2 separate regions of the Mus musculus genome follow, and region 1 is linked to region 2. A link is a loop called in an ENCODE intact Hi-C map of the cell type or tissue named here. Cell type or tissue: heart. All regions are shown on one strand. Links, peaks and the distances in the headings refer to the core of each region. The heading gives the core; the rest is flanking DNA.

The links. A loop is a pair of places that touch in the nucleus more often than their neighbours do. Peaks named below come from ENCODE experiments on the same cell type or tissue, not always from the same donor. Only the 100,000 strongest peaks of a DNase experiment are listed, where the experiment ranks them.
Region 1: it touches region 2 in a loop (2.4-fold over the local background); 5 of 42 quality-filtered maps call a loop at or near these places.

The regions. Positions count from the first base shown.
Region 1 is chr11:93,878,076-93,892,670 of GRCm38, forward strand. It overlaps Utp18 (UTP18 small subunit processome component), which reads right to left and starts at 7,691. Exons shown (of 14, transcript NM_001013375.1): 1 at 7,259-7,691; 2 at 5,592-5,707; 3 at 4,000-4,098; 4 at 1,988-2,058. The coding sequence starts at 7,582. Mbtd1 (mbt domain containing 1) reads left to right here and starts at 8,096. Exons shown (of 16, transcript NM_134012.4): 1 at 8,096-8,341. RefSeq lists enhancers at 7,693-7,725, 7,920-7,962, 7,975-8,008 and a cis regulatory region at 7,706-7,713. In heart, for the core only: CTCF peaks have their summits at 6,879 (motif pointing right) and 7,462; DNase peaks (open chromatin) are centred at 7,056, 7,726, 8,046 and 8,766; H3K4me3 peaks cover 3,684 bases; H3K27ac peaks cover 2,499 bases.
Region 2 is chr11:93,948,733-93,963,327 of GRCm38, forward strand. Nme2 (NME/NM23 nucleoside diphosphate kinase 2) reads right to left here and starts at 7,524. Exons shown (of 5, transcript NM_008705.5): 1 at 7,094-7,524; 2 at 6,763-6,892; 3 at 4,068-4,169; 4 at 3,168-3,280; 5 at 1,082-1,314. The coding sequence starts at 6,888. The coding sequence ends at 1,197. It overlaps Nme1 (NME/NM23 nucleoside diphosphate kinase 1), which reads right to left. Exons shown (of 5, transcript NM_008704.3): 3 at 14,495-14,595; 4 at 11,936-12,048; 5 at 10,193-10,781. The coding sequence ends at 10,664. In heart, for the core only: a CTCF peak has its summit at 6,772 (motif pointing right); DNase peaks (open chromatin) are centred at 6,599 and 7,269; H3K4me3 peaks cover 2,668 bases; H3K27ac peaks cover 2,053 bases.

The DNA.
Region 1 (14,595 bases), core at 2,781-10,780, 71 kb before region 2:
AGTCAGACAAACCCACAAGGCTAATCTTTACAATCAGTCAGAAGGCCCTTGACTCCCCCAAACTTCTCTACTTCCAAATGCAACTTCCATCCCAGCTTCACCACCTCAACTACTTTTTGAGCTGAAAATGGTAAAAGCAAAACAAACAAAAAAAAGATAAAGATGACACTGCACACGTGTGTGTGTGTGTGTATGTGTAGGTTTGTGTGCGCAGCCCGTTCTCCTTCCACAGTGTAGGCCTGGGCGTCAAACTGGTAGTACACACCCACACACCCCACACAATTAAAGCTTGACAGGGAAGAAAGACATACGAATGGTTACTGAATAAAAGGAAATCAAGTTTAAGCATTTCATTTTAAAAGAGCAACTCATAACCATGACAAAATCAGAAACAGAACAGAGATATGGCTTAACAACACACATGAAAAAAGCAATGCCAGCTCACTGTGTATGTGCACTTCAGTGAGGGATAAGTGGATTAAAGGAACTTGCCAACAAGCCTAACTACCAGTTTGATGTCCAGGGCCTACACTGTGAAAAGAGAGAATGGAATGCCACAAGCCATCTGAAGTTCGGAGCCAGAATAAGCTACATAAAACTCTGTCCCAAAAACCAAACAATCAGTGGAAATTCTAGAAAACAGTACTTGAAATTTAGCCTCCACTGGATTTTTTTTTTAAGTTTTTTTTTTCTTCTCACTCTGGCCCTGATCGCTCCAGCCTCTAGCCCAAAGATTTATTTATTAATTATACGTAAGTGCACTGTAGCTGTCTTCAGACACACCGGAAGAGGGCATCAGATCTCATTACAGATGGTTGTGAGCCACCATATGGTTGCTGGGAATTGAACTCAGGACCTTCAGAAAAACAGTCAGTTCTCTGAATGTTTTTAACAGAATCCCAAAATTAGCTGACAGATCAAAAGAAACATCCAGAATACTGTACAGGAAAACTATAGGTGCCTGAGTCTTTAATGCCAGAGGTAGAGGCAGGCAGACCCTAAACTCAGGCCAATCTGGTCTACATAGCTCACTCAAGAGTTTCCTAGCAAATCCTGTCTGAAGCATGCATGAATATCATACATCACTTCCTGGTAAAGCCAATAAAAAGATGTTAAGTGCTTCCTATGTAAGTCTGAGGACATAAAATTGAGTTTAAATGTTATTCTAAGCTTTATAACTCTTCACACAAATCAGATCTTGACTAAGCCATCTGTATTCATAGTGTCTAAACTCAGAGAGTTTAAAGTAAAAAATATTTAATAACACAAGCAAATCTTAAAACCTGCAGTTTTATGTTATCATCTGGGCTTGGTCTGACATCTGCTCTGCTGACAGACATCCCATTTCTGGGTGGACAGCTAGAATAGTTAGAGGTGTCTTCAGCGAGAGTTCTGAATCAAGTACCACTTATTTTTCCTTAATACGAAGTCATAAAACACAGTCCTGTCAAAACAGAACAAAATTCATTTATCCTCTTTCTTCCTTACAGTAAGATGCTACAGGTTGACTGTGCCTTGTCTGAATTGTTCTGAGCAGAGATTCCGAGTACCTGCACATACATGATAAAGTAGCTAAAGGATGACTCAAATGTAAACATGAAATCCACTTGTTTCATATATACCTTGTACATGTTGCCTGAAAGTGATTTTAATGATACTTCTGGTAATTCTGTGCATGAAACAGTTCCATAATGGATAACTCCCCACTCCTGGCTTTAAAAAGCCAGTGTTGCAGATGTTTCAGACTTGAAAGATCTAAAAGTTTCAGACTCTAGAACACGTCAAGTCTCAGACTAAGTATGCTCAACCTGTATTAAATAAGCCCATGCTACCAAAAACAGAGTCTTTACTCGGAAATGTCAGACTTTAAAACCAACATAAATGAGGGAGGCTCATCTAAAACACTTCATTTTTAACAGCTTGGGAAAACTCCAATAAAAACAGTACATGGAAAGGGACCTACTAGCTTAGAAACATCAACACTCACCATCTGAAGATGTCCTCCGCTTGCTCCCAGCTTCTGCCCAATCAGGTACTCCTCCCATGGCATGCTGGAATCTAAGAAGAAAAACCAAAGTGTTGCAGTAACAACACTGAACCTCTGGCACCTTTAGAGCATATATAAAATCTCTTCCCAAATCAATACCTTTGGTGGAGGGGGGGGGGGGAACCAAGCTCTCTGTACTGGAAACTCAGGAACCTCTCTGCCCATAGAAACCAATACTGGATACAGTACACCTCAATCCAAATTTGTTGTTAAATTTATGTTCAATTACATGACTATCCTATTTGCTCTAATCAGCTCATCCTATATATTTGGAACTATGTAGGCTGTTTGTAGTTATAAACCAATGCCAGCATACTGAGATACACAAAGAACATGCCTGAAAGGAAAATGTCTGAACACAAATGACTAGAATACACTGTCCTCAATCAGGCCCAGTGGCATAGGCCAACTGCTTGGGAGGCTAGGGGAAGAGGATATTAAGTTTGAAGCCTGCCAGAACTACAAAGGGAATTCAAGGTGCCATCTTGGTCAACTTAAGAAGAGACTCTCAAAATGGAGGAGTGGGGGCAGAAATATAGTCCAGCAGTATAATGCTTACTTAACATGCCCTTAAGTTTCAATCCCCATAAGTATTTTTATAAAACACTAACTAGGCCAGGCATGGTGGAACAAACTAAGCCCAGCACCAGAAAGGCAGAGGCAGGAGTTTCAGGGCAGCCTAGTCTACATAGCAAACTCTAAGACTACACAGAGAAACTCTGTCTCAAAAATCAAAAGTACAAAATAAAAATAAAAACACTGTATTTAGAACTTTATTATTAAAGTCCATATGCACAGGGCTTGAGCTCAATCCCCAGCACCACATAAAAACAGGTGTGATGCCATACACCTGTAATCCCAACATACATACATACAACATACATACATACATACATACATACCCAACATACACCTGTAATCCCAACTCTTGGAAAAAGCAGGCAGGCAGGATGATCAAAGGTCAAGATCATCTTCAGCTCTATAGTGAGGCCGAGGCCAGCCCAGGCAATGAGAGACTGGGAGAAGGTGGGGTAAGACTCCTCTGGCTACCAGCAGGTAATAACAGTACTTGTCACCAAGCCTAATGACCTAAATTCAATCCCTGGAACCCATATGGTGGAAAGAGAAAACTTTCTGACTCCAGGAAGTTGTCTATTGACCTCTCATACACAGTAAGGAGTGAACATTTTTTTAAAACAAACAAAAACAAATAATGAAATCATTATGTTAAAGAAAAAGCAATGAAGGTAAGTACATTGGTGGATTATGAGAGTCAACAGAACTTAATATTAATTGGTCAGCTGCTAGTTTCTTAGACATGATACTGAAAATGAAAGAAAACCTCCTTGATCATATGGTTTCTGATTCCCACAGAGGAATTCAGGTACAAAGTGTCACATTACTCACATCTTACTCTCACAGACTATGGAAACACAAATAAATAAATAAAGCCAACAGGGCAAAAGTTTTATTTTTTAAGTTGAGCCCATATATAATGAGTAATTCCATTTTTTAAAATTTTTCATATCCTGGTGAAATGCAAGCATAGTGCTGCTTACCAATAACTCCAGTACTCAGTAGGCTACGGCAGGAGAACCTACAAGTTTGATGTTAGACTGGGCTACTCAGTAAGATCCTGTCTCTGGGGGAAAGGGTTTTAGTAGAGTGAACTTACTACATACAAATGAATGGCCACACAACAGTATTACTGACTATATGTGATAGTATTTCAAGCTTTGTGGTTTTATTTTTCCTTCAAAATACCTGTATTTGTTGTAATTCCTGCCCAAAATACTTACATGAAGACACCAGGCAAACAATGCCTACATTTCATGGAATATATGACTATTCCAAAAGCCATTACAAAGCAAAGCAAAGCAAAAAAAAAAAAAAGGGGGGGGGGCTGTTGCTGTACCTCTTGGTAAATAAGCCACAGGAGAGAGGATACTTACTCTTCTTTAAGTCTCTTTTGAAGTTTATCTTTTGAAAGTTTACTTTCACTGGCATTTTTCATTATATCTTTCCGAAACCGATTGTTCGACATGTCAACTCTGTGAAGTAAAGAACAAACATTCTAAATTGTGAAGAGCTACCTTAGTATTCTGAAAAAACATTTACTAAAACACTAAAGTTAAATAGTGTAAGATGTGGAGTGTTTCATATATACCTTTCCCATTCGTCTGGACTCTCTCACACATTCTGGAAATATCTGAGAAAATGCATCCTGAATTACCTAGACACTATTCAAGTCTCTCTCCAAAATATCCTGGGCAAGTCAAATACACAAAAAGCAAACTATCAAATACTGCCTGTATTTTATTGGCAAGTGACAGTCTTTCTAATAAATGGCATTTTACAGTTAAATAACAAGAATAAAAACAATAAATCAAGATCTGACTATCTAAAACTCGAAAATCTCTGTTCACAAGAAAGGTGAAAGAATCTGGCTGAAAAAAGCATGGTGGCCCATGCCTTTAACCCCAGCACCTAGGAGACAAAAGCACGCCGGTCTCTGAGTGTGAGGCCAGCCTGCTCTACAGAGTGAGTTCCAGGACAGCCAGGGCTACACAGAGAAACCCTGTCTTGAAAAAGAAAAAGGTAAAGAAAACATGCAGTTAACAGGCAGTGAACAAGCTGTAAAGCTCAACAGCAACTTCATCCTTAGCACGAACAGCCTGGGTTCAGCTATAGCAAATCAAAGTTTCAAATGCCTATCGAAACTCAGTATGTAAGAAAGCTGAGACACTAAGCTCTTTAGTAAACAAAGATAATAAAGAACATATATATCACACCATCAATTTTCCTCAACACAATTTAAGAAGGGTTGCTTTCCTATTGTCAAATTAAGAAAGTCTACAAGCACCCCCCACCACACCCCCAAAAGAACCCTCACTGATCATAAGACTGAAATTCACACTTCTCCTGAGAAACTAAGTTCTTAGTCTCTGATCAAATACTACACATTTAAGAAATTTGAAAAACAAAAAAGCTTATTCATAAAAATGTTTTTCCGTAGTCTTAAAGCAGAAAAATAGAAAATTCATTTGATCAGTAAATTTGTACTTGGTTCATACAAGGAACAACTCCCCTTGCTTCCAATATAACTTTGCATAGAGAAAGCAAATACAGCGTGCTAGCTTTACCTGAAGCCTTTACTCAGTCCAGGCACCAGGCTAGAAATGCTCTATGCATCATTTAGTCCAACGGACTTCTGTGACAGCCACTGTTCTGACACTCATTTTACAAAGAGGTAGATTCCAAACTTGCCCTTGGTAGTCAGGAACCATCCAGTGAGGAAGGAAGCTAAGATGTAACTGAAATGATTATCTAAGCAGTCCATCCTGCACACGAGACAGGCAGGGAATGAGCTGTGCAATGAAACAGTGAGTACCTTTCTCTCAGATACGAATTATGAACCTTTTTCCTGTGCACCAAATGTTTTGGTTATTCATATAGTCATACTTTCCCAGGCAGTGATTTGTAAAAATCTACAAGTTAACTTTTAAAGTATCCAGAGGGATTCTGAACAAAATGACTAACTTACATTTCCTCATCTTCATCATCTTCATCCACCCAAACTGGCTGCTTCTTCTTCTGAGAAAAAATGTCTTTTGCTTCATTTTCCACTTCCGATTCATCTGAGCTTCCATGTAGCTGACCCTACAGAGACACACCATCGTCAAACCACTGTGATTCTCCAACAAGTTGCTAGCGCACACGCAAGCACATGCACGCACACACACTCCTTATACTACAATAGCCTATAGAATGCTTTTGCTTTCCTGGTGTGCTGATGAAATAATGTGATGGAACACAACCACAGCACATGCTGAAGGAGCACGCAGGAAAGGAGATCAGAACCACCATGAGGACAGGTGAGGCAGGATAGAAGGGGGGGGGGGGGGGGAAGTGCACGGAAAGCTAAAGACCGCAGTAGACAAGGGTAAAAGGTAAGCCGCCGGCAGGTAAAGAGCAAGCATCAAAGCCCAACAGTTACAGAGCCCGGGGCCTACTAGAATCCCACACAACATAGGCTGTGTCTCATAGCCTCATGAGGAGTATCTCTTGTTCTATGTGCTCCATCTCCACCTTCTTCAAACTTTATACCACACCCACACACTCGAAACCTAAACCTAGCACTCAAAAAAAAAAAAAAAAAAAAAAAAAACCCTTCAAATGATCTGAGCTTTCTCCCAACCTACAGGGCAGTGTCCAAGGAGCCAACTGCAGTATCCACCAGCACTGCTGATTTAAGATCTTTCAAAGCCCATCAAGTGAGTCCTTTGGATACAGAACTGTCCCACAGCTCTTAACATAACTGGTCTCCACCTCCCAAAGAAGGCTGCTGCAGCTCTCCATCAAAGCACCCACACAAAGGGTGAACTAAGCAAATGCTGATATTCCCATTGAGTCAGTCAGCTTACCCTATCTAAAAGACGTCTTCACATATATTTAAATCCCTTTCTCAAATGTTTTCATTTTCCTCTCCACCAACATACTTTAACTTTACTAGTCTTGTCTCTTTTATCTTGCTTTTTTACCACTACTAACACAAGTTCCAAGAGGGGTTCTTGTGGGATTCCTCCACTGCTGTGTCTCTACCCTTAGTCCAGGGACCAGGTATAGAACAAAAATAATAGCGCAAAGAGCATCAATCAGGAAGGATTTGCAATTGTTACAAGAGCTAGCAACCAAAGAAAGGTTAGAGATGAATACACACTGATCGTTCTCAAAAGCTGGGCGTGGGTATCACCCCGCGATGTTATTAAAATGCAGCTTTACGCCTTCTGCCCACGTATTGGTTCCATCCACTACGCGGAGTCGCGACAGGTGATCAAACGGTCACCCCTGTGGTTCCAGCAGAGGGTGTAAGAGCCCGAAGATGAGCGACTCTACTTTGCAGACATCCTTTGGCAAACCAAGCCGACAGTTGAGCGCCTGCTGGATGCGAAGCGCCGCAGCCCCTTTGGGGCGGAGAAAGGCAGCGTCCCCGCCCTCGCCAGCCAGCAGCCCAGAACCCGAGGCGAAAGAGCCGGACGGCGCCCCTCGGCGCCCGCGGTCGCCGGTCCCTCCCACCTGAGCACTCGCCGCCACAGGTCCCCCCCACCTCCAGGCTCCGCCCCCGGGGCCTCGCCTCCCGCCGCGCGCCCCGCCAGAGCGTGTGCCCGCTCGGCAGGCAGGCAGGCGGGCAGGCAGGCAGGCCTTCCTCACCCGCGAGCTCCGCAGCCGCTGCAGCAGCGCGTCCTCGTCGTCCTCGACATCGCCGAAGACGAGCTGCTCCAGGCAACGCTCGGCGGCCGGCTTATCGTCCTCTAGCGTCAGGCGGTTCCGCTGCCGGAGCCGGCTCTCCTCCTCCTCTGCCGCCGCCGCCGCGGATCCCGCGCTAGGGGCCGCCCTCGGCTCGGCCGGCTGTGTCCGTTGGGATGAACGGGCGGCCTTTGCGGGCGTGCTGCCGCTCCCGGGTCTGGCTTTCCTCCCCGGCGTTGCGCCGGCTCTCCGGTCTCGTCTCGTCCGGCTCTTGCGTTCGGGCGGCATCCTCAGGGCTGAGGGGAAAACGCCGACGTTCACGTGGAGTACCACTGCGCATGTGCCGGGGCGGCTCGCTCTTCTCCTCGGCCCGGCCCCGGGGAGCCGGAAGGAGTCTGCGCCGCCGCAAGCCACGTGACCGGCGCTCGCGCGCTACGTCACTCCCACTCCGTCCGGCGGCCCCGCCCCATGTGGGAGTTCCTCAGGGAAGGCCGATCTTCCGGGTGGAGGGGGAAGCGGCGTGACTGGAGTGGAAATTTTTCCCAACACAACTTCTCGGAGGCAACATATTGGAAGGGACTCGGGGAGGCCGGAGTCCAAATGGAAGTGGCTGAAAGAAACTTCTCGCCCTGCTGATTCTGAGCCCCGCGTCGTGCCGCGCGCCCTCAATTACCTCATCGACTTGTGGTCTTGGTACGGTCCTTAGAGTACGGCGCCTGCCGAGGGTCCCACGCTGGAGGGGAGAGAGGAGGGTACGTGGGGGAAGTGGGCCAATCGGGGCGCGGGTCACGGCGCAGGCGCGCTGGGGAGGGAGGGCTATGCTAATGTTGTTGATATCCTGGGGCCACCCGAGTTAAAAGGGGGGAAATCCGGGGGCTGCCACTGCTGTCGCTGGCCCTGGCCCAGCCGGGGGTCCCCCCTGTAGTCGCCGCAGTCCCGGGGAGAGGCACCGGCCCCCTGCTCGCGGGGGGGGAGGGGGCGCCGCGGGCTCGGGGAGCACGGACGGCCCCTACCCATGAGGCCCTGATGGAAAACACAAAGGATCTGGTGAGAGCCGAGCGCAGCGGCCGCTTTGTGTGCCAGGTTTGAGGGGGGGGGGCACGCCTGCGGCTGCCCGGCCCCCGGAACGCCGCAGCTCGGGGACCCCACTCGCGGGCCTGCTTCTTCATCCCACGCCCCCTCCGTCTCCGGAGCTCCCCTCCCCCTACTGGCCGTTAAACGTTCAGGGGTTCCCCTCCCCCCCTCAACCCCTGACTTAGGGTTCTCTTAGGGAGAAAAAAAAACATAAGAAAGTTTTTCCTCTGCTCCCTCCCAACCCCGTTCTGCTTGAAGGGAAAGATTAGATAGGAGACTTTGCCTTTTTTAGCTGCCAAGGGTGGGAGAGTGGTTTCTCGGGGGTGTGGGGGCAGGAGCATACAGAGTTTCGGGGCTTGGCTGGAGACGGAGCCCACCATTGTAGAGCCAGCGCCGAGAGGCATTTTGCACGTGGAGGTGCTGATACTGAAAGGGGGCGGGGTGGGCACGTGTGGGAGGGAGACGTAGGAGTGGTATCGGGGAGTCAGCCGCCAAGGCTGCTACTTGAGGGTTCCAAGTCAGTGGGCTTCCACCATCCGTACGTTCTCCTTTGTGAAAAAGAAATCCTGACATTTCAGAGTCGGAAGAGACACTAGAAGTCACCCAAAGCAGCCCAGCTTCTGACGAGTGGTAGGTAGTCTGACCTCTACTTAACCCTACATCCATATACCACGCACTGCAGCCTAGGAAAGCACCTTCGGTTTCTTTCAGTCTCTGATATTCACTTGCCTGCCCTTATTAGACCCTTCAGTCTCATTCATGTCGTGTCCTGGTTAAGTTGCTCCCTTTTTTACTTCTCAAATTTGTTCTCACATCCTCCTCACCCACCCACTGCTCATTGGCCTATATTTTGTATGCCAGGAAAGAACATCAGGGAAGTGGAGGGAGGGGGATGGGGAGAGTAAAGAGATGGTAAGGGCCAACTGAAAACTTTGCTGGGTCGGTATCAAGTGTGCTGCTTCCATGACTAAAGATGGTTGAAACTATTCCCTGGGAAGCCAGGGAACTGCTATGTGGGGGTTTCATGACTGTTTCACAAGTAGTCCTCTTTGCGATGAGGACATTTTTAACACCATATCCTTGGTACTGTCAATGTACATTATTTGCCTTTTGCTAAATCACTTTTTCTAAGAACGCGTAAAATTGGGCCTGGGGGAGGAATAGTACTGAAACTAATAAATACAATACTTGGAAGATACATGATCAAAACTATTCCTTCTCATCATTTTGACTCATGGTCTTTGCAAACCCATGCCCCCTCCAAAAGGAAGGCCCTTTCTCACAAATGCTTCTTGTAACGTTTATTTATTTATAGGATAGGATGCTGTTGGGGGGTGGGGGCGGGGGTGGGGGTGGGGGATCAGAGAACAGGTGGAGGTAGTCATCTTAACTTATGCCATGTGCGAACCAGGAATCAAACCCAGGTCATCAAGATTGGGAGCAGACACCTTTAACCTACTAAGAACTTGCTCGAACCTGCCTGTCTTCCCCTACCCCCACCCCACCCCTCATGTGTGTAAGTGTAAGAATTCTTAGACTTGAAATGTTTGTTACAATTTATTGTTTACTTTTGACTTTTTAATCTTTTTTTTTAATTTATTTATTATATGTAAGTACACTGTAGCTGTCTTTAGACACACCAGAAGAGGGCGTCAGATCTCTTTACGGATGGTTGTGAGCCACCATGTGGTTGCTGGGATTTGAACTCCAGACCTTTGGAAGAGCAGTCGGGTGCTCTTATCCACTGAGCCATCTCAACAGCCCGACTTTTTAATCTTTTACCCCTTACATTAATATGCACCAGAACTTAGCACTTAGTAGTTAACTTGCAAATATATATTGGCACCCACTGCTGTGCTTAACTCCCAGGAGTTGCTCCTGATACTGGTAAAGAAAAGCAAGCGTCTTCCTGTTCCCCAGTCTGTGGTAGAGGCTGGTGGTTTGCTCTTGTGTGTTTCAGACTGTTTACCTCACACCAAGGAGTGTTTAGAAAGAAAATAGCTGGCTTTTTGCACTGTCTCCTCTGAATAACAAATAGCTTCTATTTATATGGAAGCCCATATTGAAGTATTGCAAATGCCTTGCAGATTAGAGCAGATGCTGTCGCAAATAAGTGACTGTTCTTAATGTCTCTGGTGAGCCAGGGTTTCTAGCCATTTTCTTTCAGGGCTATTCACTAGTGTTTTAGCATGGATTTGAATCCTAGCTGTAAAAACTTAGAGCTATTTACGCACCAAAGTTTCAGTCAGTATCGCCTTCCAAAGTTTTTTCCTGCTAACTTTAAGCATGAACTGTCATGATAAAATTTGACTTTAAAAGCATTTGCATGCTAAACATACTAGACAGGAACAACTGGTTTTATTTTTAAAGAGGTCATTACTCTGTTTTTTATGGTTAGCTATACATGGATCTCATTATCTGTCTTCCAAGATATTTGGGTGTTTCCCTCATCCCTTAGTTACTTTTGTAAATAAAGACAAAGCAAATTATTTTAAATTGTGTTAAAATACAGCATTCAGACTCAGAATTGCAGTTTATGAGTAAAAACAGCATGTTAATGTCATAGTCATTAGAGTATGAAGTGACTGAAAGTACGAAGTGACTGAAAGCCAGGATTCCTCAGGTGATCTGAATAACCACGTATTAAGCGTGGAGAAGTCAGCTGTTTTGACTTGCTAATTCATTACTTCTCAGCTTTTTATCTTTACAACTTTTTACATGTCTGTCTAGGCCAAACATCGTGGTGCATGCCTTTAAGCCCACCACCCAAGCGTCCGAAGATACAGCTTTGCTTGGACTATGTAGTAAAGATACAGCTTTGCTTGGACTATATAGTAAAGCCCCCATTTCACAGAAGCAACAGGAGATTTAACCTTCCACATAAACTTCAAAGACAAGTTGTCTTTGGTCTTTGGGTTTCAAATACATGACCAATAAATGGGTAAAGCCAAAAGATTTTAAGTAGTTCCACGCTTAGATTTATATTCTAATAGGTCCTAATCTTTAAAGGTTCCAATTAACTTTTATCTTAAAAATGCATGTTTTACTGTCCTGTACCTCATTGTGGTTCATAGGCATGTACCACCATATTCAATTTATACAGTGATGGGGATTAAGTCTGGGGCTTGTGGGTGCTAGGTATTCTTATTAACTGACACTGCATCCCCAGACAAGAGTTTACTGCTTCTTTTTGTTTGTTTGTTTGTTTGTCTCTCTCCCCCTCCCGCCCGTCTGAGGCACAGTTTCTCTGTATAGCCCTGGCTGTCCTGGAACTCAATTTGTAGACCAGGCTGGCCTCGAACTCAGAAATCCTCTGGCCTCCCGAGTTCTCTGCACCACCACGCCCTGCCCCGGAGGGTTCTTAAAAAGTAAACAGTAAACTAACCAGGGCGTGGTTGTACGCGCCTTTAATCCCAGAAGTCGGGAGGCAGAGGCCTGCCTGGTCTACAAAGTGAGTTCCAGGACAGCCAGGGCTAAACAGAGAAACCCTGTCTCGAAGAAAGAAAGAAAGAAAGAAAGAAAGAAAGAAAGGAAGGAAGGAAGGAAGGAAGGAAGGAAAAGAAAGAAAGAAAAGAAAGAGAAAGGAAGGAAGGAAGGAAAAGAAAGAAAGAAACCAAAAACCTCCTTCCCTCTGCAAGAATATACTTTCTCTTCTGTCTTTGCTAGAAAGCGTAATGAAGGGTGAAAAGGCTATAAATCCACTTGAATAGTCTCTGAATGGAAGAAAGGGCTGTAATGATAGTTGGGGACACTGTCAGAAGAGGCTTGAGCTGCACTTCTGCCGTTGTCGAGCCCCATGGCCTTGTTGGATGGCATCAAATAGCTTTGATTTTTTTTCTCCTCATAATTGAAGAATTGGTATAGAATCAGTTGTCTAATAGAACTTTTCAGCTGTACTGGAAATGTCTGTTATCTGTATGGAAGTCACTAGCCACAGTGGCTATTGAGCACTTAAAATGTAGCTAATGGAAGGACGCATTCAATATTTTATCATACTGTTTTTATTTGATGTCAATTTAAACAGTCATATCTCTTCCAAATTGAGCATGTAGGTTTTGGTACAATGTAATCACTAAGTTCATCTCTTAAAGATTGGAGTTTAAAATACACTTTTCCTGGAGGTGGTTATTCAGTGGGCCTACAGTAAGGTCTGATAACCAGTTGGTCTAGTTTGGTTTCTATGTCTCACTGTCTCTTATGTGTCTCTGTCTGTCTCTCTCTCTCTTTCTCTCTCCCCTCCCCACCCACCCTGTCTCACACACAGGAATGTGTGTATGTAGAAGCCAGAAGTTGGCATTGGGTGTTTTCCTCTTATTCTCTACTTACTTTGTGAGACTGGCTCTCTAACTAAAGACCCCAGGGTTCTACCTGTCTGCCTTTCAGCAACTGGGGGATTGCAGACGCCTACTGTTGTGCCTATCTTTTATGTGGTGCAGGAGAATCTAAACTTGGGTCCTAGTACTTGGGCATCAAGTACTCTACCATCTTCCCAATCTAGTTTGGTTTTTTAAGACAAAGTTCTCATTTCAAGTCCAGTCTGGCTTTGAACTTGTGTGTGCTTCCACTTGAACATTGCTGGAGTTTTAGGTGTGTGCACCAAGCCCTGCCAAGAGGGTGTTTCATGTGTGTCCAGAAAGTTTTTTCTTACCAAATCAGTTAGGGAAACACTGTTTGATTTTGAACTCCTTTCTGCTTTTTAACTCTGACTTGAATGTTAATTTAGAATTTAGTGTAGTAAAAACAAGATCTGAACAAAGTGGGCAAATTGGTTGGGCTCTAGTTCTGGCTCTGAATTCATTTATTCATTTTGTTCTTAAGGCAAGTTGCCTACTGTCAGAGCTTTGATCTCTTCATCTGAAATATGAGGTGAGAATCAAGTCTTACTCTTTTCATAGGGTTTCTGTAAGCCTCCACTCAGAGATGTGATGATCACTGCAATTAAAAAGTGAGTAGCACTGTCAATGTCTTCCCAGATGTCCTTTTCACTGTATAAGTGCCACCCCATTATAAAGCTACTTGTATATAATAGTTTATTTAAAGCATTGTAGCCCCAATTATTTGACCCTACTTTGTAGACTAGTCATAGAGCAGGCATACCAAGTCTAGTAAACTTTTATACTTCTGTTGTTTGGCACTGAAGCTTATAGGCTAATATCTATTACTTTGCTTTTTTAATGTCCAATTATGTTACACATGGTAGAAGTACCCCTTGTATATGTATATCTAACAGTACTGGTTAGCTCTACTCAGTAACTACATAGCTTTTTATTGCATCTGTATTTATTTTGTGTTTGTACACGTGTGAGCTTGTGTATGCCACAGAATGGATGAAGGTCAGAAGACAGCTTGCAGCCTCCCCAGCATCCAGATCCCAGGGGTTGAACTCAGGCCATCAGGCTTTGTGACAAGATGAATACACCAGAGATGTAGCGGTCGATGTAGCGCAATGGTACTGCTTGCCTAACATTTGCAAGATTCTGGGTTCGATCCCCAACACACACATACAAAATTAAACAACAATAATAATTTTTAAGACCCTTTAGGCCACTGTTTGTTTCCTAATTACTTGTAAAATACCTTATCTTAGCCTGCTTTTGAAGTGAGTTATATTTTCTTAAAAGAGAAGGAAAGTGAGACCTAAGTAATTGTGGCATCCAAATTGTAAAACTGACAGAACCAGAAATTGGACCTAAAAGTATAGAAATTTGGACCCAGTTACTCATCAAACTGTATTTGATCCTGATGGTGAGATGAGACAGAAACCAGCAGGAACTAAGTAATTTTCTAGACCCTAAATCCAGCCATCTCTTGATTTCTCATCTGAACTTTGTGATCTCATGTAAGTTTATGATTCAAGAATAATAGCCACATGGTAGTGGTTTCGCCTTTATTCCCAGTACTCAGAAAGCAGAGGCAGGCACATATCTTGAATTTGAGGCCAGCCTTTTCTACAGAACAAGTTCCAAGACAGCCAGAGCTATACAAAGAAACCCTATCTAAAAAAAAAAATTGGAGAAACATCCAGTGTCTCACACCCTCTCAGATAGTTATATCTGGGTCCTGACTTTGACTTTGTCCAGTTTATCCATGGTTTGTACTCTCCATGTTCCAACTATTAATTCTTATCCATCTTGATTGACTGTTAAGGTGTCACAAGCTTGTGTTCAAACACCTTTATATAGCAACCTAAATCCATATTGTTCCCCCTGTTCACTAGAAGAGTGAAC
Region 2 (14,595 bases), core at 3,473-11,472:
TTTAACAATTTCTAAATAGTCCACACACACCTGCTTGTGTTACAAGTCAGGCTCTGAGAGAAGTGACAGCTGTGCCAGTCTAGGAAGATTTGCCCTAAAAGTGGAACTATAGACTGTGCCCTTAGCCTCCCAAAAAAGCATACCAAATAACCCATGCTGGTGGGCTAGACAATCTACATTTCCGGGGGTCGGGGGTGTGTGTGGGTATGGTTACACATCTTGAATTCCAGCATTTGGGAGGCAGAGGAAGGTGGAGCCTTCTGAGTTCAAGGCTAGCCTGGCCACAAAGCAACTTCCAGGACAACCAGGGCTAACTAAACACACACAAAGTCTCAAAGTGGGGGGAAAAGGCAATATAAATAGCCCACGCCAGTGTTCAGCCTTGTCTCATCCCAGAAGACTGGAGTGGTGGTTTATCAAGAGCACATACTGTTCTTCCAGAGGACCCAAAGGCTTGGCTCCCAGCACCCAAAGTGGGCAGCTCAACCACCAGTGTCTCCAGCTTGAGACCACCCACACCAGTGTACATACATTCTACTGTAGGGGATGTGTTAGGGGAAGAGATGGCTGGTGACCGAGTGCACTCGCTGCTTTTGCAAAAGTACCCAGCACTCACATGGCAGTTGACATCCATAAATCCAGTTCTAGGCATCAGGCGCCACCACATACTAGACCCACACGTGCATGCACGCAGAACGCTCAACTGCATGCCATCAGGGAGGGGATAAGGCTGCAGGAGTACAGGAGTACAAGTTTCAGGCTGGGAGTACCTTAGCTGCTCCCTTAGCTCTTCATTCCTACAGTATCCTTTTACATCTGCAAGTCAACAAAGACAATCTGTTCACACACATCTTGCAGAGAAATACACATTCCTCTGTTAGCTAGTGCAATTAGAGACGCTTATTTCCCCGAACAGTCAGTATCACACTGACTCTCCCCTACTACCTCTCCTGGATGAGTGTCTTGATCTCTAGCTCGTTTCGGAGAAGATCCAGGCTGATTCTTCACAGTAAATAAATAGAACTACTCAGAACAAAACCACTTCACTTAGTTCTAGCAAATGAGTACTGAACACTGCACACTCAGTTCCAAAGTCTTTATTGTTTTAGAAAAGATGATCCATCCTGTCAGTGGGATGAAGAGCTCTGTCCAGAAACCCATCAGTAGTGCTGAAAAGGATTCTGGTTTCTTCATGTCTACTCGTACACCCAGTCATGGGCACAAGACTTGTAGTCGATCAGTTCTTCGGGCTTAAACCACAGATGGATCTCTTTCTCAGCACTCTCCACTGAATCACTGCCATGAATGATGTTCCTAAGAAAGAAAGCTCATTTGTTACTGTGTTTTAAGACTTATTTTAAAGAGTTTTTATGTATACAGTGTTTTGCCTGAATATATGCCTGCAAGCCAGAAGAGGGCACCAGATCTTATAGATGTTTGTGTGACACCATGTGTTTGCTGGGAATTGAACTCGGGACCTCTGGAAGAACAGCCAGTGCTCTTAACCTTTGAGCCATCTCTCTAGCCCTTGTTATGAGGCCAGAGTCCATTCACTAGATAACAGCATGGGGCAGACATTGCAGACCTTTTTACCTGACACTGAATAATTACATTCTCTGCCCCACCACCACCCCCACCCCCACCCCAAGCATTCCAAAACTGACCTTAGGACTGACACAGAACTTAATACTAGAATGCTTACCTGGACTATATGAGGCCCTACTCAGTAAGGCAAATAGTAAACCATTTAACTAAAACCCATTAGGATGGGACTAAAGAGACAGCTCAACAGTTATGAGTACTTCTTGCACTGGGTATGGTGGTGCACGCCTTTAATCCCAGCACTTGGGAGGCGGAGGCAGAGGCAGGCGGATTTCTGAGTTTGAGGCCAGCCTGGTCTACAAAGTGAGTTCCAGGACAGCCAGGGCTACTTCTTGCTCTTGCAGAAAACCCAGCTTTGGGTTCACATGGTAGTTCACAACCATGTTACAGAGCATCTGATAACCTCATCTGACCCCTGGGTGCACATAATACATGCAAGCAAAACACTAGGGAAAAAAAACTTTAAGGATACCAAAAAAGTACAAAGCTATATATAAAGGTGCTCAAATAAAAAGAGCTTAGTATTTATAACCCAAGATTGCTACTGCTAGTAAAGGACAAAAACAAAAAAACCAGAAGTGGGCAAGCCTCCAAATGCCAGTTTAGAGCCAGTCCTGCAGCTTTGGGGAGTGGGTAGGGCTAGTCCCAAATTTCCTATGCAACTAAAACTGACCTTGAAGTTTCTGATCATCCTGCCCCTACCTCCTTATCTGGTTTGTTTGGGTTTTGGAGGTGTGTCTTTTCAAGACAGGGTTTCGTTGTGTAGCCCTGAGGGCCCCGAAACTCCTTCCAAAGACCAGGCTAGCCTCAAATTCAGAGGTGCCTGGGATGTGCTGTGATTAAGGTCTATCACTCACACTAAGAATTTTTAGGAAGTTTTGTTGTTTCTTTAGTTTTTCAAGACCAATCGGTCTTACTATGTAGCTCTGGCTGTCCCAGAACTCCCTATATACCTGCTCTGCCTCAGGCTCTCCAAAGCTGGGAGTAGAGGTATGGGCTACCAGGCCTGGCTTTCGTTTTCTTAGAAGTAATTTACAAATCAAACCTACCATGCTTATTAGGAACAATCCCTTTATTCCATTTGTTTTTTGGGTTTTTTAAAAGATTATTTATTATATGTAAGTACACTGTAGCTGTCTTCAGACACTCCAGAAGAGGGCATCAGATTTCATTACAGATGGTTGTGAGCCACCATGTGGTTGCTGGGATTTGAACTCGGGACCTTTGGAAGAGCAGTCGGTACTCTTAACCACTGAGCCGTCTCTCCAGCCACCCTTTATTCCATTTGAATGTGCAAAGTTTGAGTACAATTTAAAGCTAAGGGAATCAAAGGGTTAGGTGTCATAGCCTAATAATAAATAGACACAGTAATAAATTGGATGAGGTTGAAACCCATTGTTTCCCACATAGGAAAAATCACATGCAGCTGTCTGCAGTGTCTCAATCACAACAATCGTTCTCAAGTTCAGGTTTTCCAAACCTTGGGATATGCCCAAAGTGTTATATATGCCACTTAGAGTTAAAAGTTCATTATCCCACACAGACAGACACACACACACCCTTACCTGCCAACTTGAATGCAGAAATCCCCACGGATGGTGCCTGGTTTTGAATCAGCTGGATTGGTCTCCCCCAGCATCACTCGGCCCGTTTTCACCACATTGAGCCCCTCCCAGACCTTCACCAGACAAAAGACAATTACTGAGACCATTAAAAACAAACATTCCTATTCATCCATCTATAAGATCAATGGGATGGCACTGTGGGCAGATAAGCCCTGCTGAGAGCAAGAGCCTGTTTTAAATATATAAGTAGGACATAGGAAAAGACTACTCACCAAATAAAAAAAAGGGGGGGGGGGAGACAGTCTGGGGACAGATCAGGCAGGGATCAGTGAAAAGGACCTAGTGACCTGAGAGGGCAAGGATTAATTATAAAAGAAACTAAAAGGACTAGTCTGGGAACAGAAAGTGCTCCGAGACAATTTTCCTTGCACTTTGCCATCATTCCCATGGGGACATCGAAGCCTCATAGAGACAGTCAAGGCCAGAGAACTTGGGCATCTCTGAAATCTAGGAAAAGTATGATCAAAAGTACCCGTGGGAAACAGTGCTCCTTTGAAAGCTGACTAGCCCTACCATGATTTGCCTTAAGCTCTTTTCTTAACCCTGTGTGTGTACACAACGTGTCCATGGGGAGTACTGGCGCCTACGCAGGCCAGAGGGGTCAGATTCCTGAAGCTGGAGTGGTGGGAGTCAGCCTATTGCCCAGCCTCTCCTAAAATCTGACTCCCTGTTCTTTCACCTTCCAAACACATAGTTGGCCAACTCCTGCCAGTCTAGAATTTCACTACTAAAGAGGTACAGAGTCCCAGGCCGGTCTGGGCCACAAGGCAAAAGCCAGTCCCAAAAGAGAAAGACCAGAGTATCTGCCCACCTCAGCCCTTCACAAGCACAAGCACTCACCATGGCCACCACGGGCCCCGAGTTCATGTACTTCACCAGCCCCGGGAAGAAAGGACGGTCTTTCAGGTCGATGTAATGCTGCTTCAGGTGTTCTTCAGAGGCCTGGCAGAGAGAGGAGCCCATTGGCGAACGGATCGGAAAGGCTTAGATATGGTTGTAGCCCACCCTGGGGGTGAGCTTGGGCTTTCCAACACAACAGGTCCTCAATCCCAGGTTTGGTAGTTCAATAAACTAACAAGGATCCATACCATGAAACCGACACTTATTGTGGCAGAAAAATCAAAAACCCTATACTGGTCATAAAGGCAACCTGAGCTGGGAATATATAGCTCAGTGGTCAAGTGCTCGCCTGACGTGTGCAAGGCCTTGGGTTCAGTCTCCAGCACCTGGTTTAAAAGGAGGAAGACTCCGTGCAGGAAGCACGTGGGGATCAAGTACAAGCATGCAGACCTGAACCCCCAGAACGTCCCACCCAGAGATGGGAGGTGAAGGCAGACAAGAACCTGGAGACTCACTGGCCAGCTGCCCCAGAGTATATATGCAGCAGTGACCAGGAGACTGTCTCAAGATGGTAGGACCAATGCTCGCACACAAACACACCGTGCACAAGACAAAAATTGCAAGTGTTTACAAAATGAGCTGATAGCTCATGCCTGCAATCCCAGCACTTGGTAGACAAAGGGGGTAACCCCAAGTTCAAGGCCAACCTGGGATAGAAACCTTGTCTTAAAAAATAAGAGCCAGTGGTGGTGCACCCCTTTGATCCCAGCACTTGGAAGGCAGAGATAGATGGATCTGATTTCAAGGATAGCTTGGTCTATAGAGCAAGTTCCAAGAAAGCCAGGGCTACAGAGAAACCCAGTCTAGAAAAACCAAAAGAAATAAAGACTCTTACATAGTCAGTGATGTTAAGGATCTAACACTATAGAAGTGGAAAGTACAATATTGACTGAATGTGTCAGTAACCCAGGTTCCCTGCTCAACAGAACCTTTTAAACATTTCAGATGACAAACTTTAGATTTAAGGATTTATGTGTATGGGTGGTTTGCCTGCATTTGTGCCTGGTGCCCAGAGGCCAGAAGACGTCAGGTCCCCTGGAACTGAAATTAGAGAGGGCTGTGAGCCACCCTAAGTACTGGGAACCAAACTCCTGATCTCAGCAATAAATACTCAACTGCTGAGTCCTCTCTCCAACCCCAAGAACGCTTTCTCTGTCTTGTTTTTGAGAGAGTCTGTACAGCCATGGTTGGCCTGGAATTCACTCTGTAGACCAGGCTAGCCTCAAACTCAAGAAATTTGCCTGCCTCTGGCTCCGCTGAGATTAAAGGTGTAAGCCACTATGCCCTGCTTTTTCTTGTTTTTACTTTAATCGTGTGTATGGGTGTTTGGCCTACACACTGTGCATCCTGTGCATGTCTCCTGCTCCAAGGCCAAAAGAGGTGTCAGATCCCCTAAGACTGGAGTTTCAGTTCTGAGCTGTCCTGTGAGTAATGAATGGGAACTGAACCCATCCTCTGGAAGAGCAAAGTGCTTTTCACCACGGAGCCTTCTCTCCAGCCCCAAGAACAAAACTGATGGCCTTTGTTATATTTCAGTAGATATTTAAACTTTAAAAGTAACCTCGTTGCCGGACGTGGTGGCACAAGCCTTTAATCCCAGCACTTGGGAGACAGAGGCAGGTGGATTTCTGGTCTACAGAGTGAGTTCCAGGACAGCCAGAGAAACCCTGTCTCGAAAAACCAATAAATAAATAAATAAATAAATAAATAAAAAATTTTAAAAGGTAACCTTGTATTAAAAAAAAAAAAAAAAAAACTGGGTCAAAAAAGAAAGAAAGAAAGAAAGAAAGAAAGAAAGAAAGAAAGAAAGAAAGACAGACCTGGGTCTCATGGGATCCAGACCTGGCCTTAAACTCCAGGTATAGGCAAGGGTGACCCAGATTTTCTTTTTTTTTTTTTTTTTTTTTTTTCTTTTCAAGACCGGGTTTCTCTGTACAGTCCTGGCTGTCCTGGAACTCACCTTGTAGACCAGGTTGCCCTCGAACTCAGAAATCCGCCCGCCTCTGCCTCCCGAGTACTGGGATTAAAGGTGTGCGCCACCACCGCCAGGCTGACCCAGATTTTCTTATCTCCACCTTTATGTGCTGAGATTTGAGCATGTGCCACCACACCCTACTGTTTAGGAGGGGTTGACTCTAGACCTCATGAACTACACCTTCAGCTGGTGGCTACATACCATGTCAAATAGTTACTATCCTATGCCAAGGAGAGATGCAGCCTAGGTCATCTGGAAGTTTCGGCTCAAGCACAAAAGAATTGCAATTGTACAGGGCGGGTTTCAGGCTCTCTCCAATCCTTGCTATCCCACATGACAACACAAGCCGACTGGAGACCTTTTGCGAGACGGACAGGACCAGGACACACTGTGGGAGGGAAGCCAGGCCTGGGCACCGACACCAGTCACGTTACCTCCACTTAAACCTTCCCAAGGGCGTCTGTCCTCCCCGGCCTGGGAAAGGGCCAGCGAGCCACCAACGTCTGGTGAGAGGCGGAGGTCAAAAGGATTCTCGTGGGAGTGAAATCAGCCAGGAGGCCTAACTCCGACTCCAAAAGGCGACGCGGCCAAACTACTGGCGGGCGAACCAAACTCCCGCCACCCAGCAGCAGAGGGGTAGGGGGCGAAGGGCGTTGTTACCCGAAGGAACTTCATGGCCACCAGGCGGAACCCCTTCTGCTCGAACCGTTTGATGATCTCGCCCACCAGGCCGCGCTGCACGCCATCTGGCTTGATGGCAATGAAGGTACGCTCGAGGTTGGCCATGGTCCTGTGGAGGCAAGAAGTGTAGTCGATGAGGCCCGGCCGACCCAAGCCGGCCCAGGAAGCCACGTGGGTTCCTGCCACCGCCGCCGCTGCGGAGGACACGTGGCTTTCCAGATACTTCTGCCCCGCCCGGGAGGCCCAGAAAGAGGACTGCGGGAGCCTGTGGTGAGCTGATGTCGGGGCGGGGAGTGCATCTTAGCCTTACCGAAAGCCGGTGGGTCGGCTGGTGTCTGCGATGAGCGACAGAAGCAAAGAGAATAGAACGACCACCAGCCGGCGCGGAGAGAGGAGGGACGCGGGGCGGGACGAGAGACGCCACACCCCGGAGGACCCCGCTGCCCAACCCGGGACGCTCAGGCTGCCTGGTCTTGCCAGTCGTCTCTGTCCCCGCCCAAAGGCTCGCGGTGCACGCCCTCTCCTTGCAGGGCTGCGGAGGGCTGCGGGGCAGGAAGTGATTTGTTCTCCACCCAAGTCCGCCTGTTCTTTGCAGCTAAAGGCTTCAGCTTTGGAGACCAGGTCCTGAATTTATTCCAGGAGACATCTGCATTCAAGCTTCCCTGAGACATCCGCGCCCAGCTGGACTCTCCATGCTCTGGGATACCCCGAGTTTTTCCTATCTCCGAAATTCAGCCCTCTGTTCTTTCCTCTCTGCTTGAGCTTAGCCTTCCTCACCCAAAATGACAACTTCCCTAGGAGCCAAGTCTGTCTCCAGGCCCCTCCTCAGAAGGCCATCTGTTCCTGTCTCAGAATGACTTTCGAATTCCTAAGATAACCCATGCCTTTTGACACTAGGGCCAGCTCCCAGCTCTCTGTCTCCTCACCTACCTTTCCTCTAGAGGCTCTGATGCCACCCTGAGCCTGGGATTCCTGCCCACAGAGCACTACCTACCGAGTGTCAGGCTACCCACCTCAACCTGAGACACCCCTGGCAAGATTCTAGATTTTTGTATATAAGTTGACGGCCTGCCTAGACTTCAGAGGAAATTCAAGGCCAGCCTGGTGAATTTGGTACATGAGACTACCTCAAAATAAGAAGCAAAACCAGGTGTGAGAGATGACACTTGCCTATAGTGCTAGCTTTTGGGAGGTGGAGGCAGGAGGATCAGGAAAGGACAGCCACTGCTACACAGTTCAGAGTCAGCCTGGTCTGTCTCAAAATATACAAAATGGGGTGTTGGAGAGCTGGCTTTGTAGTTAAGAGCCTTCCAGGGGCCAGAGGTCAAGTCCCAGCAACCACACACTTCAGGTGGCTCACAACTATAACTCCAGTTCCATAGAATCCGGTGCCTCCCATCTCCAAGGACATGCCCTTACGTGCACATACCCACATGCAACACACACACCTACACATAATATGATAAAAACAAGTTTTTAAGGAATACATACAAAGAGAGGGGCTGGAGTGGGTAAAGTGGTACATCCTTGGCTACACTAGAATTAAAGACCAGCCTCGACTACATGAAGGTAGGGAGCACTGAATATTTAGCTCTGTGGTAGGTCCACTTGTGTAGCATGCACAAGGCCTTGGTCCAACCTCCAGTACTCCAGACTCTGTATTCTCAGAAGCCAGGCCTGTCAACTTGCAGTCTTTACCTCCTGTCTTCTTGGCAAGCCACCAGTACCCTAAAGGTGCCCTCAGTGCCCACATCTGCTTCATTTCCATATCCAGACCACACCCAAAAAAGTTGCAGTATGTTGTGTGAACCAGCTGCTGCTTCTCCCAGCAGGCTTGGAGCCTGAGCTGGGGCCCTGAACATCCCAGTAAATAGGTTTAGGGCATTGCCCAAGGCACTGAGCCTAACTAGCGCAGATGAGTCAAAATGCCTGAAACCTCCTTCTCCAGCTCCATTGCATCAGCCCTGGCTAAAGACCTGCTTGGACAGAACAGCCCTCTGCTCACTGGCCATTAGGATGAGCAATTAAACTCTAAAGTTATCTCATACAGGCTCTACACACTGGGCACTTGAACCTACAATTTCCTTTTTTTATTTTTTTATTTCTTTGATTCCCAATGAACACTGATTTCAAGTGACTCTAGCCCTGGTCTCATCGAGAGAATATACCCTGCTTTGATGCCTCCCTGCATCTCTAAAGGAACCGGCAAGCTCTCTATGTTCTCTATGACACCAGTACTACTCACAACTTGAGATGAGATGAGGTCGGCTGACCTCCAAACTCAGGTTATCAGCCTTGTGGCTCCAGCCCAACTGGTCGCCTATAACTACTCAGGTGGGTAACAGCCCATCACACCTCTCCACTGTCCTACACCTCAATTAGCAGAGCATCCAACTAGGATGCACCGACTGCCATTTGCCCTCACTCTGGGCCCATTTCCTTCATTCTCAGCCTGAAGTGTGTGTGGGCTCGCATTTGCCCAGCCAGCTGGTTGGTTGCCTTTTGAGAGGATCTAGCTGCATAGCCCTGGCTGGACTGCACCAGTCTGGCCTCAAGCTTACTGAAAGCCTGTCTCTCCCTCCTAAATGCTGGGATTACAGACATGTGCCACCACTCTCCCATGTTTTGGAGTTACCAAATGTCAACTGTACTGAGAATCTGCAAATTTCACTGAACTTACCTGTCGGGTGAAGAGTCGGTTACCCCTTTGTCAGGTCACATACCTCCCTACCCCACAGTAGAAGGACCCTTCATTGGACACCAGCTGACGGTCCCAGGCCTACAGAACACATGGGTTTTCTGATCTGATGGTAGCTACAACGTCTCACAATTTTCTTGGTTTGTTGTTGGTTTTTGCTTGTTTTGTTTTTCCAAGACAGAGTTTCTGTCTTTCCCTGGTTGTCTTAGAACTCACTCTGCAGACCAGGCTGATCTCGAACTACCTACCCCTGCCTCCTGAGTGCTAGGATTAAAGACATGAGCCACCACCATCCAGCTTTTTTTTTTTTTAAAGAGAAGTTCTTGTATAGCCCAGGCTGGCCTCAAACTATAAAGCTGAGGACAACTCTGAACTTCTGATCCTACCTCCTGAGTGCTGGATCACAGTACTACCATGCCATTCTGCAGTGCTCGGGATAGAACCCAAGGCTTCGTGTATGTTAGGCCAGACTCTCTCTTCCAACTAAGCTACATCCCCAGCCGGTGGGGGATTGTTGTTTTCCGGTTTTGGTTTTTTGAGAGAGTGCCTCTGCCTCCCCAGTGCTGGGATTAAAAAGCATGCTCCACTACACCCAGCTGTTTGATTTGTTTTGTTTTGACAAGGTTTCACTATGTAGTCTAGGCTGGCCTGGAATTCATCCCCCTGCCTCTGTCTCCTGAGTGTTAGAATTACAGGCCTGGGCCAACAGGCTTGGCTTGGCATCTTTATTTCTAATGAATTCTCTGTTCCCAGAACAGTTTTCACAACCTCACACATCCTCCACACAAATTGTTGTCTGACTGTGCCAGGAGAGAACAGAACACAGGTGATAGGAAGGGAGATAGACAAAGAAATGCCCTTGTGTCTCAGGGTGGTGGCTCAAACCACAAATGAAAAGAATCTCTGTGTGCACATGAGGCCAATATAAGTAATTTGTAAAACATTTACATTCTGTCCACTCAGATTATCCAGAAGCCTGAAGGAGGTAAGGAATGCAGAGCTGTACAGCAATACAAAGTACAGATTAAACACTTTAATCTAACAGTGGCACGTAACACTGCACAGGGAGTCACAGCTCCCAAAGGTTCCTTCCAGGTCAAAGAAGTTCCAGAAATATCTAGGGTTGCTGGTCCCCTGCCTGTGAGAACAAGAGTAAGCAGGTAGAAAACCAGCACCGTCCTGTCACTCATAGATCCAGTTCTGCGCACAGCTCTTGTACTCCACCAGCTCCTCAGGCTGAAACCACAAGCTGATCTCCTTCTCTGCGCTCTTTACAGAATCGCTGCCATGAATGATGTTCCTGGGTGGGGAGAGAGGTGACATCATTACAAATGGGAGAGATAAGCCTGCCCATAGCCCCTTGCGCTCGACTATGGATAGCGGAAGGCCATGGCATCAGAAAAGCCAGAGTCCCAAGTACTTCAGAATGACATGAAAGAAGGACTTCCTGTGAGCAGCCCGAGCCTTCAGGGAAGATGCTGGTCAGACTCTCTGTCCAAGAAAGGCACAGCCAATGGGACCAAGCAAGCAAATCAGCTTCCGCCTTCAGAGGCAGGAAGACAAAATTAATATTTTAAAGTGACCTGAAACCTGGTGGAGTGGCCAGTGCCTTTGAGAGAGGGGTAAGGGTTTGGGGCATCAGAAATTCAAGGATAGCCTCAGCTACATAGCAATTTTGAGGCCAGCTAGCCTACTTTAGACATTGTCTCAAGAAACAACTAAACTAGCAGCAGAAGAGATGGCTCAGTTTTTTTGAGTTTTGGATTTTTTTGGTTTTTTTTTCGAGACAGGGTTTCTCTGTAGCCCTGGCTGTCCTGGAACTCACTTTGTAGACCAGGCTGGCCTCGAACTCAGAAATCTGCCTGCCTCTGCCTCCCGAGTGCTGGGATTAAAGGTGTGTACCACCACTCCTGGCTTGGGTTTTGTTTTTAAGATTGTATTTATTTTATGTATGTGCGTACACTGTAGCTATCTTCAGACACACCAGAAGAGGGCATCAGATCCCATTACAGATGGTTGTGAGTCACCATGTGGTTGCTGGGAATTAAACTCAGGACCTCTGGAAGAGCAGTAAGTGCTCTTAACCACTGAGCCATCTCTCCAGCTCAATGATGGCTCAGTTTTAAGAGCATTGGTTAGTCCTCCAGAGAATCTGGGTTTAATTCCTAGGATCCACATGGGGCTCAAAACTATCTATAACTCCAGTTCAGGGGAATCCAATGCCCTCTTCTACCCTCTCTGGGCACTAGTCACAAAAGTGGTACACATACATGCAGGCAAACTATCCATACACATAAAGAAAAAAAAAATAAAAGTAAACTTTAAAAGCTAAAATAAAACAAATAAAATGAACTGGCCTGCAGGTGGTATCGTGTTCATTTCTAGACTCAGAGGCTCAAATTCCTGTGGCAAGTAGCTAGGATTTGGAGAGGGGTGGAAAGCATCAAGTCTTACCTGCCAACTTGGATGCAGAAGTCTCCTCGTATGGTCCCAGGCTTAGAGTCTGCGGGGTTGGTCTCTCCAAGCATCACGCGGCCTGTCTTCACCACATTCAGACCCTCCCAGACCTCCAAGGACAGCAGAAGATACAGTCAAGGGAGAAACCCTCTCTCGGTAGAAAACCTGGCACATGGAAATTCAAAGCCAACGGCTCCTGGACCCCCTCATTCAACTAGACAAACAGAATACCTACTTGTTCCAATACTAAGGACGCTGGTCACCTACCTGTCCCTACTCTTATCCTCCCAAGATCAATTCAGACCCATCCGTGTGGCTTCCAGCAATCTTTTGAAATGGTAAATACTGCCACGGAGGTTATCCCACCACCCTAGAGGTAGAGGCAGGTGGATCTCGGTAAAGCCAGCCTGATCTATATAGAGTGTTCCAATACATCCAGGGCTTCGTAGAGAGACCCTGTGTTGGAAACACCAAGATATTGGAGATGCCAGAGTCATGGGATACCTGTCAAGGAAAGCTGCATATGGGTTGTAGAAACAGCTCAAGACAGAGAAGTGTGTCAGCCAATAATCCTGAAAGGAGGGCTGGAGAGATGGCTCAGCAGTTAAGAGCACTGACTACTCTTCCAGAGGTCCTGAGTTCAATTCTTAGCAACCACATGGTGGCTCACAACCATCTGTAATGGGATCCGATGCCCTCTTCTGGTGTGTCTGAAGACAGCTACAGTGTGCTCATATACATAAAATAAATAAATAATTCTGAAAGAAGGAAGGAAGGAAGGAAGGAAGGAAGGAAGGAAGGAAGGAAGGAAGGAAGGAAGGAAAGAAAGAAAGAAAGAAAGAAAGAAAGAAAGAAAGAAAGAAAGAAAAGGTGGAGGAGGACTCCTGAAAGGAGGAGAGATCAAAGAGCACGTTGGCCTCAGACGCGGAGATGCGAAGTGCAGAGGGCAGTGTAAGAGTTCGTCCTGCTGGGTGAGCTGGCTTTGCTTCAGGATTTCCTCCTGGTGTTCCCTTTCCTCCGTTTTGGAATGGCCATGTGTATGCTGTCACTGTATGTTTAAAGTATGTGATCTGTCTTTTCATTTGTTATTTTACAGGGGTGACAGGAGACTGCTTGGAGTCTCAGAAGAGACTCTGAACTTTGGACTTTTAAACATGCTGAGACTGACAGACTCTGGGAACCTGAAGTCCAACTTCAGGTTGGACTGAATGCATTTTTGCATTAAGATAGAGAGCTTCAAGTCTATGGGACCAGAAAGTGAAATGTGGTAGTTTGAATAAAAATGGCCCTGAAGGCTTATTTATATAGATTTGAATGCTTAATCACCAGGGAGTGGCATTCTTAAAAAGGATTAGCAGATGTGGCCTTTTTGGAAGAAGTGTGGCACTTGGGGTGAGCTTTGAGTTTTAAAAGCCCAAGCCAGGCCCAATGGCACCTTTTTCCGGGGCCTTCAGATCTGGATGTCTCAATTTCTCCAACACCATGTCTGCCTGCATGCAGACAGGCATGCCTGCCATGATGATAGCAGACTAAACCACTGAGACTGTAAGCAGGCTCTAATTACACTTTCTTTTATAAGAGTTGCCTTGGCCATGGTGTCTTTTTACAGCAACAGAGCAGTGACTAAGGCTGACCCTGTCTCAAAAAGCCAAAACAAATAAATAAAATGCTAACCATGCCACCTCCCATATCTTCCCAGCCCTGGTAATATAACAGCAGAGTCCTGACAGCATGTGGTCCCTGAACACTTCTCACCCCATCCTCCTTCTTACCATCCAACCTTCTGTCTGTCTTTAAAAAGCAAAGTTGTGTCTGGTGTGGTTATCCCAATACACTCTAAAGTGGAAGAATCAAAAGCTCCAGGCCAGCCTGGAGTACCTGTGGTCAGCCTAAGCTACATGGTGAAGTCTAGGACACAGGCTGGACGACCTATTAAGACTCTGCCTCAATGAATCATTTTTAGGAAGAATGAATGAAAACAGACACCTATTTTGTCTCAAAACTGTGTCTAAAGTATCTAGGAAGGAGCTTGGCATAGATATGGCAAGCTCATTCTTGAATAAGTCAGTGCTTGTCAACCTTCCCAATGCTGCAATCCTTTAAAATACAGTTCCTCATATGGTGACCTCCAACCATAACATTACTTTTGTTGCTACCTCATAACTGTAATGTTGCTACTATTATGAAGTGTCATGTAAATATCTGTGTTTTCTGATCATCTTAGGTGATCCTGTAAAAGGGTCAATCGAACCCAAAGAGGTCTTGACCCAAAGGTTGAAAACCAATGAGCTGAATATTGAAATTAACCAAGTTCCCCGTGTTCCATGGGACTTCAGTCACACCGGTCTCTCCTGATTTCTCCCAGTCCTGGGTCTTCAGCTGGCAAGCAAATGCACATTTTCTTTGTAGATCAGACAGGCAATTCTCATCCTGACTGGCTATCCCACCAGCCTGTTTCCTCTACAATAAAGAGGACCTGCCACCCAAACAGGAAATGCAACACTCGCTCTGCTCTACTCCCAAATGAGTCATTCCATCTACATCCCACAGACTCACCATAGCAACCACTGGTCCTGAGTGCATGTATTTCACCAGGCCAGTAAAGAAGGGGCGGTCCTTCAGGTCAGTGTAGTGCTCCTTGAGAAGGTCCTCTGAAG